Regions from separate parts of the Homo sapiens genome. Here region 2 is linked to region 1. The links are chromatin loops, found by intact Hi-C in ENCODE. Cell type or tissue: Calu3. All regions are shown on one strand.

What was found. A loop is a pair of places that touch in the nucleus more often than their neighbours do. Peaks named below come from ENCODE experiments on the same cell type or tissue, not always from the same donor. Only the 100,000 strongest peaks of a DNase experiment are listed, where the experiment ranks them.
Region 2: it touches region 1 in a loop (2.6-fold over the local background); 4 of 110 quality-filtered maps call a loop at or near these places.

The regions. Positions count from the first base shown.
Region 1 is chr6:44,922,509-44,930,508 of GRCh38, reverse strand. All of the region lies in intron 10 of SUPT3H (SPT3 homolog, SAGA and STAGA complex component), which reads left to right. Among named protein-coding and RNA genes, the nearest start is that of MIR586, 270 kb to the left of the region's middle. RefSeq lists a silencer at 210-411. In Calu3, no CTCF peak of the experiment used is centred here; a DNase peak (open chromatin) is centred at 4,878.
Region 2 is chr6:44,665,184-44,673,183 of GRCh38, reverse strand. No RefSeq gene overlaps it. Among named protein-coding and RNA genes, the nearest start is that of MIR4642, 230 kb to the right of the region's middle. RefSeq lists enhancers at 4,043-4,550, 5,569-6,077. In Calu3, CTCF peaks have their summits at 4,655 and 4,862; DNase peaks (open chromatin) are centred at 113 and 4,863.

The DNA of each region.
Region 1 (8,000 bases):
CACTGCAACTTCTACCTCCCAGGTTCGAGCAGTTCTCCCTACCTCAGCCTCCTGAGTAGCTGTGATTACAGGCACCTGCCACCATGCCCAACTAATTTTTGTAATAATTTTTTTTTCTTTTTTTTTTTGAGACGGAGTCTCACTCTGTCACCCAGGCTGGAATGCAGTGGCGCGAACTCGGCTCACTGCAAGCTCCGCCTCCCGGATTCACGCCATTCTCCTATCTCAGCCTCCTGAGTAGCTGGGACTACAGGCACCCGCCATCACGCCTGGCTAATTTTGTGTGTGTTTTTTAGTAGAGACGGGGTTTCACCATGTTAGCCAGGATGGTCTCGATCTCCTGACCTCATGATCTGCCTGCCTCAGCCTCCCAAAGTGCTGGGATTACAGGCGTGAGCCACCTCGCCCAGCCTAATTTTTGTAATTTTTAGTAGAACTTCGCCATGTTGGCCAGGCTGGCCTTGAACTCCTGACCTCAGGTGATCCACCCACCTCGGCCTCGCAAAGTGCTGGGATTACAGGTATGAGCCACAGCGCCCAGGCTACCTATGCTTTTTTATATCATGAATTGCATGACCAGGGTGACACAGGTTTCAGGGTATATAATACATAAATCTTCCTTTTAAAGTTAAAAATTATCTCATTAAAATGGGATGGATTTGTAGACTGTGTGTGTCAATAACGCGGCCACCCTGTCTTGGCTCCCACATACCTCAAGCTGCTAAAAAAAAAAAAAAAAGGGAGCTCATGGTAGAAACTTACCATGATTGGGGATGCTGATGTTCACTTCCCTAAGGTCCACTCTGAGGACCTGACATGGTACTTTAAGCTGCAGTGGGGACACTTTGCCACCTTGGCTTTGAGCTGCAGCTCCTAACAAGAGAAAAGGTATGTGGACTGCTTTTATAGTAATCATAGATTGACACCTATATTTTCATACAGAAAGGCTGAACTGACTTGCCTCCAATGTAAAATGTACTTCATAAATTAAAATGCCAATGAACAACTAGTTTATATTTATGAAGCATAGAGATTTTGTCTTCATAGCATGTCATCCCAAATCTAGAGTTTTTGGTATATATTTAAATGTAACATCTAATTTAGAATACCCATAACAATGTGTATATATATATCCATTTACCAATAATTTGATATTGTTAATAGTTTACATGGAAACATAATTCAGATACTATATTTAAAAATCTGCTTTTAGCGAGTCATCTTTCTGTCTACTTTATGACTTCTGAAATAATTTTATACCAAATGACATGATCAATTTCAGGAATATAATTCATTATATAAAGAATTGTAAGTGAATTTTTCACCTTAGGAATTATTTAAAGTGATAGAAGAAAGGAATACTTAAAGCCATGTTAGCTGGGGAAGAAGGAGAAGAGTACAAACAATGCTTTGAATTGTAGTAGCTCCTGGAGTAGGAAGTACACAGGGAGAATGGCATAAACATCAGTCACCTGCCACACACCTGTGAACACCACATTCATGTGTGCTGTGGAGACACACACCATCCGTCCCCACTCAGTGGTTAACAACAGTACTCTCTTTGGCATATTGGTTTTCATTGGTGATTTGTTTCTTTTCTTTTCTTTTTTTTTTTTTTTTTTTTTTGAGACGGAGTCTCGTTCTGTCGCCCAGGCGGGAGTGCTGTGGCGCGATCTCCGCTCACTGCAAGCTCCGCCTCCCAGGTTCACGCCATTCTCCTGCCTCAGCCTCCCGAGTAGCTGGGACTACAGGCGCCCGCCACTGCGCCCAGCTAATTTTTTGTATTTTTAGTAGAGACGGGGTTTCACCGTGGTCTCGATCTCCTGACCTCGTGATCCGCCCGCCTCGGCCTCCCAAAGTGCTGGGATTACAGGCGTGAGCCACCGCGCCCGGCCCTTGTTTCTTTTCTGTATTCTCATTTATTCTCAATCCTACACAGAAGATAAGAGAAGGTATCTTACCTTCTTAAGTAATTTTCCTAAGTCAAGCTATTCATTAGATTAAATTAAATTAAACCAGAGCTAAGATTCAGGCCTTCCAACCCCTAGCTTCAAACACTTTCTCCTGAAATACACACTTTTGCAACTGTGCCCACCGTACCTCACTTTCTGTATACACACTCTAAAGAACCTTTAGAGAAACTAATTTTACTTTTTTGCTTCTTGTTTGTTTTTCTTAGTTCTAAAAATCACTTCAGATTCTATGATCTGCAGTATTCTAGAGTGCTTTTGCAACCTAGAATGTCCTGAGTGATTTTGATGCTTGCCATCTTATATTGCATTTTTATTCATAGTAGTTGATAATATGTGAAGTTATATTGTGTGGTGATTAAGAACTTCGATCCTGGAGCTAAATGGCTAGGGTCCAGATCCCAGCCCTGCTACCTACAAGCTGAGTAGCCTTACACAGGTTTTTTCACCGCTTTATGGCTGTTTCCTCATCCCTAAAGTGAGGATATTAGATTATACTTCATAATAGGATTTAAGAAGTACTGTAAGAACTAAGCTCTTAATAAATTATATTAGTAATAGTGGAAGTAGTAGTAGCTATGGTATATTTTTTAAAAGACATAAATAATACAAAGTAAGCGGAAACCATTCCACTCAACCACACTCAAATGCGTGTGCCTGTGCACACATATGTACACACCGAGCCTATCTGGCCTTACTCTATAAGCCCGGAAAAAAACTAAAAATTTCAATAATAATGTGGTTTGTTTATGGACTAATAGTTTGTACCATTGAAATTTAAATACCATGTAAAAATTATTGTTCCTGAAAATATTCATTTTTACTCTTTGGATTAATAACGGCTAAAGAATATAATTGTTTTTTTAATCACTGATCATCATAAATAAGTCTTAGCAACTGAGTGTACATACTTACCACCCGATTTTTTGCATACCAGCTAGGTTTTGCATACTAGCTCTGTGGAACAGAAATCTAAAGAACAAATGGGTGACCTAATTTATAAAGTTTCTTCAATTTCAGTGTTTGTGATTTTACATATTTGCATAAGTTATTGAAAAGGTTTTCAGAAATTGATGAATATATCAAAGTTGATACATTTTTTAATTACTGGGCTTATTTTTCTCAACTTTTAAAGTTTCTTCAGTTTACTCATTATGAAAGAAATGCTACTGTTAGAAAATTACGAAAATATAGAAAAATAAAGAATAGAATAAAACTTACATCCTAGAGATAACTACTGTTAATATATCACTACCTTTTCATCCTGCCCTTTTTCTTTGTATATACATATTAATAATTTAGCAAAATTGAGATTATTCTAATATTGTTACTTATCATTTTATAGTATATTATGTAGTCCTTAAAAACATGATTTGTAATAGCTTCATAATACACATTATACATCTAACTGTACCTTTATTCACTTAACCATTCCATTTTGTTCTTTATTTAGGTTATAAATAGTGATAGTGGATATTCTTGTATGTAAATATTTATCCATCTATCTAGTTGTTTCCTTATGATAGATTACTAGAAGTGAAATTCCTGGATCAAAGGATTGGACCTTTTAAATTTCCTGATAATCTTACCAAAATAATTCTTAGAAAACATGAATGACTTCATAATTGTATAAGTGGTATATGAGAGTATAAACTCAAATCAGCGTTGAATATTATCAGTTTTATTTTTGTCATTTTCCAGGCAAAAATAAAGTAGCAACTATAGCAGCTAATATTTGTTGAGCACTCATGCATCATGCACTGCACTGTACTGACTCACACAGGCCTCATGACGACCTTAACAAATAGAAACTATTGTTAATTTATAGATGAGAAAACTAACAGACTGTTACTAGCCTTCCCAAGTTAACATACAGCTAGTGAGTGATAGGATATTTTTGTTTTAATTTGTATTTGATAACTAATGATATTGAACATTTTTATATATTTACTAATAATTTGTATTTCTTTGAATTGAATTATGTCTTTGCCATTTTTTGTAGGGCATTAGATTTATTTGTATGAATCTACTAACTTATGTGAATAAATTTTTGTAATTAAAAAAATTTTTAAGACATTTATCAGTCATGAACAGTAAAACTTTTTGTCAGGTTTGTTGCAGGTATTTTTCCCAGTTCTCCATTTATCTTAATTTTTTTCTAATTCGATATGTTTTCAATATATAGGATTTTATGTAGTTAGGTCTACTGGTATTTTCCTCTATAATATTCCGTTGTCTTAAGATTTAAAAAATTGTATAACCTGAGATTAAATACACATCTGTATTTTTAATTATTTTTTATTCAACTATAATTCTACATTTTTATCTAATATATGGAATGAGAGTTTCTATAATATAAAAACTAAATATCAAAATATGCCAATCAATTAAATGAGTAATCTATCCAGTTCCTATTTATTAGGATTACTTTATTTATCATCTGTTAAATTACTACAAGCGTATCGCGGGTCTTTCTGTTTTCTATTCTGTATTATTTTCCAAAATTATTGATAATGTTTTGTATGTACTACCTGAATATATAAAGAATACAATATTGAGGAAGGGCCTCAGGGTCTAAAAATGGGTGTAACAAAGGTTTAAATGAATTGTCCCATCAGAAAATTCATTGGCATTTGTTTGAAGAATATTTTTTTCACAACCTAAAAATTCAAATGCTTTTGAATGGTAATGGTAATGATTTTAACAAAAACATTCTTAGAATTTACTTGTTCAGGGTTAGAAGTAAAGAGCATTTTAAAATGTTATGATTAGAGCATTTGGTGTTTTCTCTCAGAGAAAATAACTCTGAGGGGTAGTCTAGTGTTCTCTTATGTCACAGGGAAGGTGGTCAGACATGTTTTATCTAGATCTTCACTATTTACAAGCAGTGGGTGGTACCCATGGTTACCTACTCAAGCCTAGCTCTCAATGGGAAGTGCTGTAAATTGCTGATATAAACCCAGGTCTGTAATTTTGAAAGCCAGAGAAAGGAAACTGTGTTTGCCGAGTGTGATGACATAATCCCATCTGTAATGCCTAAATCTATTTTAGTTTCTCCTGATATTCACAGTAGAAAAATGTTAACCCTCTGAACTTGCATGTTATCAGGTAACTTTCTATTGAACTAGAATAGTGAGACAATAAAATTGCTCATTTAAGCATGGTCATTAACCTGAATAATACCTTAAGTGCATCTGTAGAAACAAATCTCTAGTCCTTACTGGAGAGGACTTGAGCTAGCCAGTTAGTCTGGACCTCTGAGAAGCTTTGTGCTGTACCCAAAGACACTTTGCAAGTGCATGACAGAACTAACCCTAGAATCCAGCCTCCTGACTCTCAGATTACTGTGCCCATTTACTTTGATGTAAATTTATTAGAGGGTACTAGAGATGTTTTCATATCATTAGTTTAGGGATGTTCATAATGGACTAATAGGGATCGAAAATATGAAAAATTTTTAAAGAATTCTTCACATTGAACTTTTAAAAACAAAAGTGGCATGGCAGATTGTTTTGATCATTTTGATCTAGAATTTCATATTTGCAAATATTTATGTCATGAGCACATTAGGTTTGTCTGCATCTTATGTGTTCAACCTGGAAAATTAAATGTCACAAAATATTAGAATAATTTTCAAATGTAAATACCAAGTAGAAATTGGGTAGAAATAAATTATATGTGTTTTTACTGGAAGTGAAAATTTTCATAATAAATTTTTTGAGAGTACTAAATCTATTATTACAGATTGGAAACCAAACATATGTTTAAAACTGTAGGCCACTGATCCTAAGGAAAAAAATTAACATGTAGCATATTTATCATATAAGAATAACCTGAAAGTGAGTATTTCCCAGAAAGATATGAAACATTTAATTTAATTACTTTTAATTTTAATCACCAGAGCCTTTTCTGTGTACAGCAGCTAAATACTCTATGGCTTACTGGTACCATAGGCTTCAATAAATTCTTACTAATCCTACCCATTAAACTTTTTCTTTATTGGTTGACCTGTATTCTTAACTCTTTCAGTGGTTTTATTCTAAAACTACAGCATTTCCTAAACTAAATTCTGTAGAAGACAAGTATTCCAAGAGGTATTAAGTCTGTATTTGTGTAAGGAAGATCCACTCTTAAAATTTCACTCAGTAAGTATAGGTGTATTTTGAAGTCAAAGTTATGGATGACAGTTGGAATATTATATCCATTAATGTCCACTTTATTTTTGTATATTTTTAATTGCACAGCATTGAAAAGAGTTTGATTCAAAATACAGCCGTTTTTAATAATGTGCTATACAGGCCTGCAAAAGTCTTGGTGCAAAAGAAATAGTAAAAATTATTTGTTTGAAAGTTGTTTCACTAACAATATCTGGCACGTGCTTCCATTTCTAAACTGGAAAGTGTTTAGAGGGAATCAATATATGGATTTCTTATCCAGCATAATTCTTCAAGGTTTTCTGGAAAATATTTTTAAATGAATCTTAAAACACTGTAAGCTACTTAAAGATGTCACAAAGAAAATCTCCGTCATCTGAGGATCCTTCTCTGACAAATATTTATTGAAGTTTGAGAGTTAAATTTATTTTGCTTCGTCTATTGAAACCATATTTGGTGAACTTCATTTTCCGCTATTGTAAGCATAACATCATGAGTCTACATTGCCAACTGGAGTTCTATTATAAAATTGTTTATTGTTTTTTTGTTTTTTGTTTTTTTTAATCAGCAGGCAGATGTGGGGAGAAGGGAAGAGAGATCTTATCTCATTTAAACTCTCTGCAGCAATATCTTACCTTGGGGCAGCCAGTACATTTGTTTATAAGAAATTATTCAGTTCTGTTTTGAAAAATCCTGGTATTGCCAATAACTAATGTTTGTCTCTGTGGTATACAGTGACTGTTCAAACACATTTTACTCTTTCCTGCTTTCACTTTGTGTTATTAGTAAACACCTGAAATTTAGTTCAGCACAGGACATACATCCTGAGGTGATAGACTTACTTGCACAATTTTATTCAGAGTATATTTGGGCTGCTTTAAATATCAAAAACAAAACCTAAATTCCAAGACGTAACTTACTAATCAACAGAACAATTATGAAAAGTTCAAATATAAAACAGTGGATGACATAACCTTTATTTGGAGTAGCACAAAAATTGTGATAGACATTCAAACCAAACATCTATGGAGACCCTAGAATACTCCAAAGAATCCTAGAATTTTCAGGAACATAGTCTGGAAAAGCAAATCACTTTTCTCTAATGGGGGACATAAAGCAGCAATGAAAGATGACAGTCTTAATCATCCCTCTGTATTTTCTCCAAGTTTATATATTTCAAAGTCTTTTTAAATTGGTAGTACTTCAAGAAATCTATTTTTGTTATAACAGGTATACTGTATCTTGAGGAATAGAGGAAGAATTTGATCATGAGTGCAAGGAAAGGGGTAATTTATACCAAATAGAAACCTTTTGAGTGGAATATTCTAAAAGGACTAAATCTTGAGGTTTAAATGTTGTTACAGTTTCTGGGTTTTTGCTGTCTTCTGGAGGAATGGAAATCGAATGAAGAAAATCCTTGGAGTGACTCTGAAAAGGAAAATATGGCTTTAAAAAAATTACAGGATTCTTTTAACTCATGAATTCATGAAAGCAGCACAAGGATTAGCCAGGAGAAACTAAACTAAGTTGAGCTATTTCTAAATTTTAAAATTGTGCTGTAAAAATGGCAAGAAACTTCTTTAAAGTCTATGAAGAAACAAGAAGATTATAAATACTCAGATAGATGACTCTTTCAGTACATTAAGTTGCTCATGTTGACCTAGCAAAAATATTATTTTCATTTTTTAAGTATTTTATATACAAATTAGTTGAATATTAGAAAAATAACATATCAGTTCTATTTAAATAGATTATTTATTTACTATTGCCAGAAACATCTAACATTCATAAGTGTGTTTTGTTTAAGTGAAGCATTTGTATACTGTTTTATTGATAGTGTGACAAAAAAATCCCCTCCAAATACCTGTGATGAGAG
Region 2 (8,000 bases), 260 kb after region 1:
TGCTTAGTACTTTGTTAGCGAACTAAAAGCTTTTCATAGCCGTGTGCCTGCCAGCTCTGAGTGTGTTACCTGGAACAAGCTCTCCTAGGATGCCCGGGGGCAGATGAGGGGATCAGCCACATGCCCATGGGCCCTGACTCACCAGCAACTTGAGAACAAGAAGAAGCTCAGCAGGTCACCTGAAACCTTTGTACTGGCCTCTGGCTCAAATGCAACACAAAGAGCTTTTTGCTTCTAGCAGACAGCAGTGGTAGGGTGGTTGGGGAACAGACAGCCTACTCCTGAGATCTGTGGCTTAAAAATTCTCATAATTATTGTTACCACATATCAGTTGTCCAGGCATCTGGACAGATGTGGGGTCCAGGCACCATGCAGACTCTCCTGCATATGTTAATTCCCTGAAAGGCAGGAAGAATTATGCCTAGTTTACAGCTGGGAAAACTGAGGCTCATTGAGATTAAGCAACTTGTTAAAGCTTCCTTAACCTGAGAGTGGCAGATCTGATATCCAAATAGGGTCTGTCAGTATCTAAATGCCATGCTTTCACTAGGACGCCCTGAGGCTCAGATTGTACCTAAGACCAAAGACCAGGTCACTGGGAGGCAGACAATGTGATGGCTCCCAGCCCACCCCTACCCCATCCCCCATCCTCTCCCACAGTAGGGCAGCATGCTGCTTTGGTGGAAATCATCCCTCTCCTAGCTCCATAAGCCAGTCCATGTAGTTTCATCCCCCTTGCCACAGTGATTTATTTGTTCCGGGATGGGAAGGAACTTAGGCTCAAGCCCATCAGTGCTTGACACTCTCCTGGCCATAATGTCTGTCTGAGGCTGGCTAAATCAGAGTGAAGCACAGGACTCGTGTTAAATATTTGGGGGTGGGGTGGGAGAGCTCTCTCTCTCTCACACTCCACAGTGTGGTATGCGGATGTGAGGCCCAGAACAATTGCAGCTGTTTTGCCACCATCTGAGAAATCAGGATGAAATGAAGCCAAATCATCAAAAAGGACAGAACTGGGCAGATCACAGAGAAATGGAGACATAGCCCTGATCAAACCATTCCTGCAAGTTGAACCACTCCTGGCCTTTCCATTGCATTTTCTAATATGTTATTCCCTTACTGTTCAAGTCGGTTTTTGAGCTAAGTTTTCTATTCATTGCAATAGAAATGATCATATCCAGAATCTACAGAAAATTGGCCTGGGTTGGTTTTCATCAGACCAGCCTCTACTAAAAGGAACTGGTTGCGGATGAGGTGAAGCAGCTGTGTGCAGGGCCGAAGGTGCAGGGATGCAAAGGGAGCAGGGTATGGTGGGGAAGTGTAAGGGAGGGGAGGGGTGGGGGGCTGAGGGAGAGGAGGGGGAGAGAAGAACTGAGGGGCTGGGGATTGAGAGTGTAAGAGACATTAGAGGAATTAGGGGTGTAAGGGGGCTAGGAGAATTTGGGAGGAGTGGAGGGTGGGGTAAAGAGATAAGTAAGGTGAGGGGTGAGAGAGCAAGGGGGTGAAGGAGGTGAGGATGCTGAAGGAGATGAGGGGGTAAGGGAGTGAAGGGGGTGAGGAAATTAAGGAGGGGAGGAGTTGGGAGGGGGCCTCCTAGGGGCCGTCCCAGGCCAGAGCTGCCAGGAGCACTCCTCTGGCTGCTGGGGACCCTGTTCCCACTGGGCAGGGGAGGCATCCTGCCTCGAGCCGTGGGGGGAACCAGAAGTCATGGAGGGAACCTGAAGTGGGAAGGCTGAACACATTGATGTAAATCGTTGCCCTCCATGTTTTCAGTTCCTTGTTGCTGAGAAATGGAGACTAGCCCTGATCAAACCATTTCTCTGCAACAAGAAAGGATTGAGCCCTGGGCTTTCAACCCTTGTTCCAAAGAACTAAGCATAGAAAGAATTCACCTGCTTCAAAGAGAGGGGATATTTTTGGAACTAAAACACTCCCCTTCCTCTTGCCTTAACCTTTTGCCCGGAGAGCACTGGGAAGCCTTGGTGAGGCTGCAGAGAAGGAAGGTGGACCCCACTGTGCACTGACTCCATCTGTGAAAATCTTGAATTACAAAGGAAAGCAGAGAAGACAGTATGATCACAAAAGGCTTCTTCCCATGATAAAAGGAGGTTCTGCAGTAGTCTTGTGAATAGTGAGCTGTCGAAGTGTCTTTAAAATCATATCTCAATTTACAGGAATCTGGCCTCATTTTACAGAATCCATCACCATTAGTAAGCAAGGCACACCCAAAGATAGGGTGCACCTAATGAGGACAAGGGCCCAAATTAGCCTTCTCTCTGGTCCTTGCCTCAGTTTCTCATTATCAAATCTGTCCTGAGGTTGTGCAGTCAGGGCCTCTCAAAACGCTCTGGCCCGCTGGACCTCCTGTCTTTAAAAAGACACACACACCTTTGTTCCTTCACCAGTGCATCCTTTTCTCAGACCTTTAGGTCATGGGAAAATGGTAGACAACTTGAAAATCTGCCCAAATCTGGCTCTGCAGCTTGAGTTATGTTTCTTAACCTCTCTGAGCTTCAGTGTACTCCTCTCTTAGTAGGTACTATGTCACAAGGCAGTTGTTGTATTAAACAAGAAAAATGCAAGTCAAAACACAAAACTTGATACTAGTAGATGTTGAATAAATTGTTTAAAGAAAAGAATACATCTGTGCAATGTACGGAAGGATGGATTGAACAAAGTGCTTAATTGCAGACAACAGAGTCTACTCTAGCTATTGACATGAAAATGAGTTTATTACAGAGTATGTGGGAGTTTGCAAAGTTTCTTGGGAGGCCCAGGAACCAAGCCAGGATGCTGCCCAACCAAAAACAATGCAGACTAGACAAATACCCAACCACACCACAGGACAATTTCAGCAGAAACTCTACACCCATGATGTTGGGAACCAGTCAGGATGGTTCCAGAAAAAACAAACATGTCCCCAGGGGATCCAATGTACCCACACTTGGCCACCACTCATGTTGCTCGCTGCCATCTTTCCTGCCACATGTGAGGCTGCCATTTGCTATACCTGCGCCATTAGCAGGTAACTCTGGCTGCAGAGAACCAACCCCTCATATTTGGGAAAGTCAGAGAGGCTGGTTTAGGCAGATGTTTAGTGAAGCAGCCTGCAGTGTTCACCATGTTGGGGCATCTCAGAACCCCTTGTTGTCCAGGTCTGGAAAGAGCCAACAATGTTGGGGGGTCCCATGCTGTCCCCACCACTGGTCTGTGCCCAGGAGCTACAGCATTCAATCTCTGTCATGCTCTTTAACCTGGCACCAACAGCTTCCCAGAATCCAGCCCAAACTACCACCTTGGCCTTGCCTTCCTCCTCTTGTTTACAGGACTCCTCTCTTTCAGGCAGCCCAGCCTACTCACTGGCTTCTGCCTCCTGAGATCCTGCAGGACATTGGGGGAAGGTGGACACTATGCATGCAGGCACACAAAGCCTTGATTTCAAGTTCCAGCCCTGTTATTTGTCTTCTAGCTATGGGACTGGGATGAATGATTTCCCTCTGGCCTTTAAATCCCTCACCTACCATTGCGTGATCATCACAACACCTCCCACTGCTGCGAGACTCCAAAGAAGGGCTAGGTGGAAAAAGCACTTGGTACATTGAAGAGCGCTCATATGGTCACTCAGAGCTTTCTCATCCTTCAAGGTTCAGCTCAAAACTGACTTCGCCGCCAACGCTGCCTGGATCCTGACTCTGTTGGGATTGTTCTCAGAGCCTGCTCAGTGTACTTGGAAATGTCCTTCAAAGCCTGCTAACTCTCATCATTTCAGGGTTGATCTGATATTTAGAAGCAACTGAAAATCATTTGAAGCCAATCCCAGTGAATTAGGTGAGTAATCAAACTGGGTAATGAAATTTTTTGGTCAATAACGAGGTGGGACGGAGTGGTTTATTTTTTTTTCCATGTGGCCCACACAAATGGACTCTGAAGGCAATTCCAAAAGAGATGCCACAAGGAACTTGAGCGATGGCAACTCCACTGGAATTGGATGGAGCCTTCCAGTGGAATGTCTTTGGAGTCCTACTCTGTTTGCTGAAAAAACACAGTCATTATTTTATAATCACATCTTACATAAACATCAGCTTTTCTCTACTGGCTTTGAAACTGGCATGTATAAACAATGTTCCCTCAATTTATTTTGAGTAAATGACCATAGTCAACAAGCAAGAATCTATAAAGATGGAATATATGTATTTGGAATTTTAGTGTTGTAATTAAATCAAACGTACAGCGAAGGTTATCTGATGCATAATTAATCATTTGCATAGTTGTTGCTATGTGGCTTGGTAATAAGGTATAAATGTTCTTTGCCTAATTTTGGCACAACAAACTCAGGCATTTTGGACGTTGGCTGGGATGGGGAGAGAGGGGGAAATGCGGGTACGGGGGATGGGGCAGGCTTAGCTCTCCAGCCCTCTCTGCCACTCCCTCCCCAGCAGGTCTCATCTGGGCACAGGAGACCGCTTGGCCTCAAGCTAAGATGTAGTTTCAAGACTGAGCCCGTGGGCCAGGACTCTGAGAGCAGTGGGCCGTGGATGCTGCCAGTTCTGTCTTCCGGAAGAAGAAAAATGAGTTAGAGGTTGGGAAGATGTTTCTGGGGCCCAGGAGGCAGTCAGCTCCTGCTTGGAAGGTTGATGAATCCAGAAGTGAATCTGGCTTGCCCCCTCTCTGGGTAGGTGACCTTGGGCTGCTTAGTAACCTCCCTGAACCTCAGCGGTTTCCTGATTCAATGGCAGGGTTCCTGGGGCATAATGAAAAACTCTAGGTGCATAGTAGGCACTCCATGAAAGAAGTCTTGGTCTCTTTCCCCAGGGACGCTGGAGGCAGGGTGAGGGTGGTGGCGGCACAGCAAGTCAAGGATGTCACTTAGCCATCTGTCGGCAGGGGTAGGAACTGCAAAGGGCTTTGGGAAGGCTGGCAGAGCTCTTCAGATGAGATGCTCCCTCTTCTCTCTTTCTCGTCCCTTTTATTATCACATATCACATTCCTAACGCCAGCATTCAGGAACAGCTGGTTTTATGGAGGCAGAGGAAAGAAGGACTCCCTCAAGAGATAATCATGGGGCATGGCTGGCTTGTGAAAGTCCCAGGGGCTCAGCGCTGTGTGGGGCCAGAGCAGGCTTAGCAGGGCAGGGCCAAGGAGGCTGAACAGTGGGCCCTGGAGGAGCGGAGTCCTTGAAGTGCAAGAGAAGGGAGGGGCCCACCTGCAGGGAGAAAAGAGGGAAGGCACCTCGGCAAAATGGGGCTCTGCTGTACCTTGTTCTTTAACCCTGTGATGGTTGACAAGCTATTTCTGTGCACTCTGAAGGGGTGCCCTTGGTTTGGGGAACTGACAAAAGGCAGACACTGGGGGATGAATCAAAGGTGTGTGGGGCAAAGGAAGGGCTTCAACTAGATGGGAACTGGCCTCCCAGATTCTGCACCATGCAGAGATCCAGGGGAACCTGGCCTGCAAATCCTGTAACTTGGCTGGGTTTTATTCAAGGTGGGCGGTCTAGTCCTGGTGGTAGGAGGAGGGAGGAGAAACACATTCAAGTTGTGTTGCTTATTAATGGGAAAGATCCTTTCTCTGGAGACACATAGAAAGAGGAAGAGGAAAACAGCCACAGGTCTGAACAGTCCAAAAAGCCGGAGCAAATGCGACTGTCAGATCCCAGCTCCCCCAACACCCCCTGTGGAGGCATTTCACAGGCCTAAAGACGACCATGACTCATCCATTAATTTGAAGAGAAAACAGAGGATGAAAACAACAGAATAGTCCAGACACAAGCATTCTTCTAATGCTTTCCATTCCCCAAACACACATTTTAAACCAGATTCCCTTGGCTTCCCAGAATGTCTTGATTTTATGCTTTCATGAGTCACTAGAGAGAATGCTGAACCCTATAGAGGGGGCAACTGTCAATGAAGTTATTGATGCTTAAGGATGGAGGTGCTGAGACAGCCTGGGGCTCCCAAGCTCTGCCAGCCTCGTCCTTCATACAGGTGAGGGGCCTGAGACCCCAGAGTTAGAAACTTGTGCTCACGCCTGCTTTCCTTCATCCTCTCCCTCTTCTCCTTCTCTTCCCTTCTTCTCCTCTTTCTCTCCTTCCTCCATTCCTTCCAATGCTTCCCTCACACCTTTTCTTGCCGTTCCCTCCTTCTCCTCCTCTGGGTTTCCCTTAAGAAGTGGGTCATCTCAGGTCACCAGGACACAGCCCCTGCCCTTGTCTTGTAAAGCTCTGGTTTACAAAAATCCCACCTGTGCCAGGAAGACCAGGCTCTGCCCAGTCTTCTTTGCAATGCAGAATAGACTTACCTGGTTTTATGAACAGCTTAACCAATTATTTTAAAAACAAATACCCATCGTGGAACACTATGTGAAGGAACATTTCTCTTTCCCAATTTAAAAGCCAGCATATTCTCCTACCGTCCGCAGCCCCTTCTGTGCCTCTCCTTCCCCAAATGCTTGCTTTGGCTTGGGGGAGAGGTTTTCGATATCTGACACCTCTTGAAAGTGTAGTTTGGCAAATGAGAATTGAAATCCACTCCAGACAGCCAGGCCTGCTCTGGGGGCTGCCTAAAAACACCTGGGTCCCTCCTCACACCCGACAAAAGCCAGGCCTCCTGTCTGAAAAAAAAGCAACACCCTGGTCTCTCCACCGTTCCCTGCCCTGCTCCATACTCAGCTGCCCCTGCTCTATGAACACTGAACTAAATTTAAAACCTTGGTACTAAAACAGGTGGTAGAAGCAGGCAGGAGTGGGCCTGGCTGGATTGGGGGCATCTTCCAAGAGTTAAGACAGAGGACTTTTAAGGCTGGACATCTGGGCTTCTTCCCTCCTCCAGCCTCCCCACCAGGCCCTGACTTGACCATCCTCAAAGCCTTGCAGATGTTCAAACTGATTTAAGATGTTCCTGGAAATGACAAGGGAAAGTGTCCAGGTGTCTTTAGCAGGTCTTACCTGAAAAGCCCCCTCTCCCCACAACCTCTGGGAAAGCTGCCTCAGTTGGTACACTTCCCTCTCCCTGGGAATCAAAACTACTTTCCAAGGCCTACATGTGGGCTGGTTTCAATAGCCCCATATAAAACAGCAAACACCCTGTCTAAAGAAAACAGTTTTTAAGGTGCAGCAGAACACATCATAATGCAGAAAACTGTAGCCCAGCAAGCACACGGTGGAATGGAGAAATGGGTAAACTGTTAAGCCAGCACAATGGTTCAGAGATCATAGTGCTGGGCCCGCTGTGGGACGGCCACTCACACAGACACACACAGACCCACACACAGAGCCGTCCCCGATCATGCTCCTGTTTGTACTCAAGCAAACATACCCCCATGGCAACGAAGGGATTTTGCATCACCCAATGCACACTTTGTTGTGCGCATTACGTAATTCATATTTGTAAAAGTTTCCTCTAGGGGTAAATTATTAGGGAGACAAAGGGAAAAAAAGAAAACAAATTCCAGCTTCTTCTAGATTGTGCTCTCAGAGAGGAGCTGTGCCGCCCAGAACAGTTTTCCACTCCCCAGCCATGTTCTTCCTTGGAGGGCGGTGCTGGCCCCAAAAAGAGTCCTGTGCTGTGGAGGGGACACCTGGGTTCTTTCTGCTTTGACTTCCTCATGGGCCAGAACATGAGGCTCCTCTCTGCACCTCAGTGTCTTTCTCTGCTGTGCAGCTCAAGTGTGGGGGCTGATGAGCACAGGAGTTCTTTGAGCATTGGTTGATGGCTTTGAATCCTAAAATGCACAAAGCTTCCATTGCTTTTGTCCCCACTTGCCCTTAGCCCAGCCCATGGCCTTTGTGAATTAGGCTTGCAGCAATTTCTTTTGGGCTGGGCTGTGAGCATTTCTCTAGGTGGTCTGCTCTTGCTGTCTGGGAAGGAAGGGGAGGAGGGTGGCCAGGCAGCCCCCGGAGACCGCAGTCTGTGTGAGGGCCACTCTGGGCCAACCCAGCGAAGCCCCTCAGTGTACCCTGGGTCACTGGGCAGGCACATACCCCAAATGGCAATAGTCTGGGA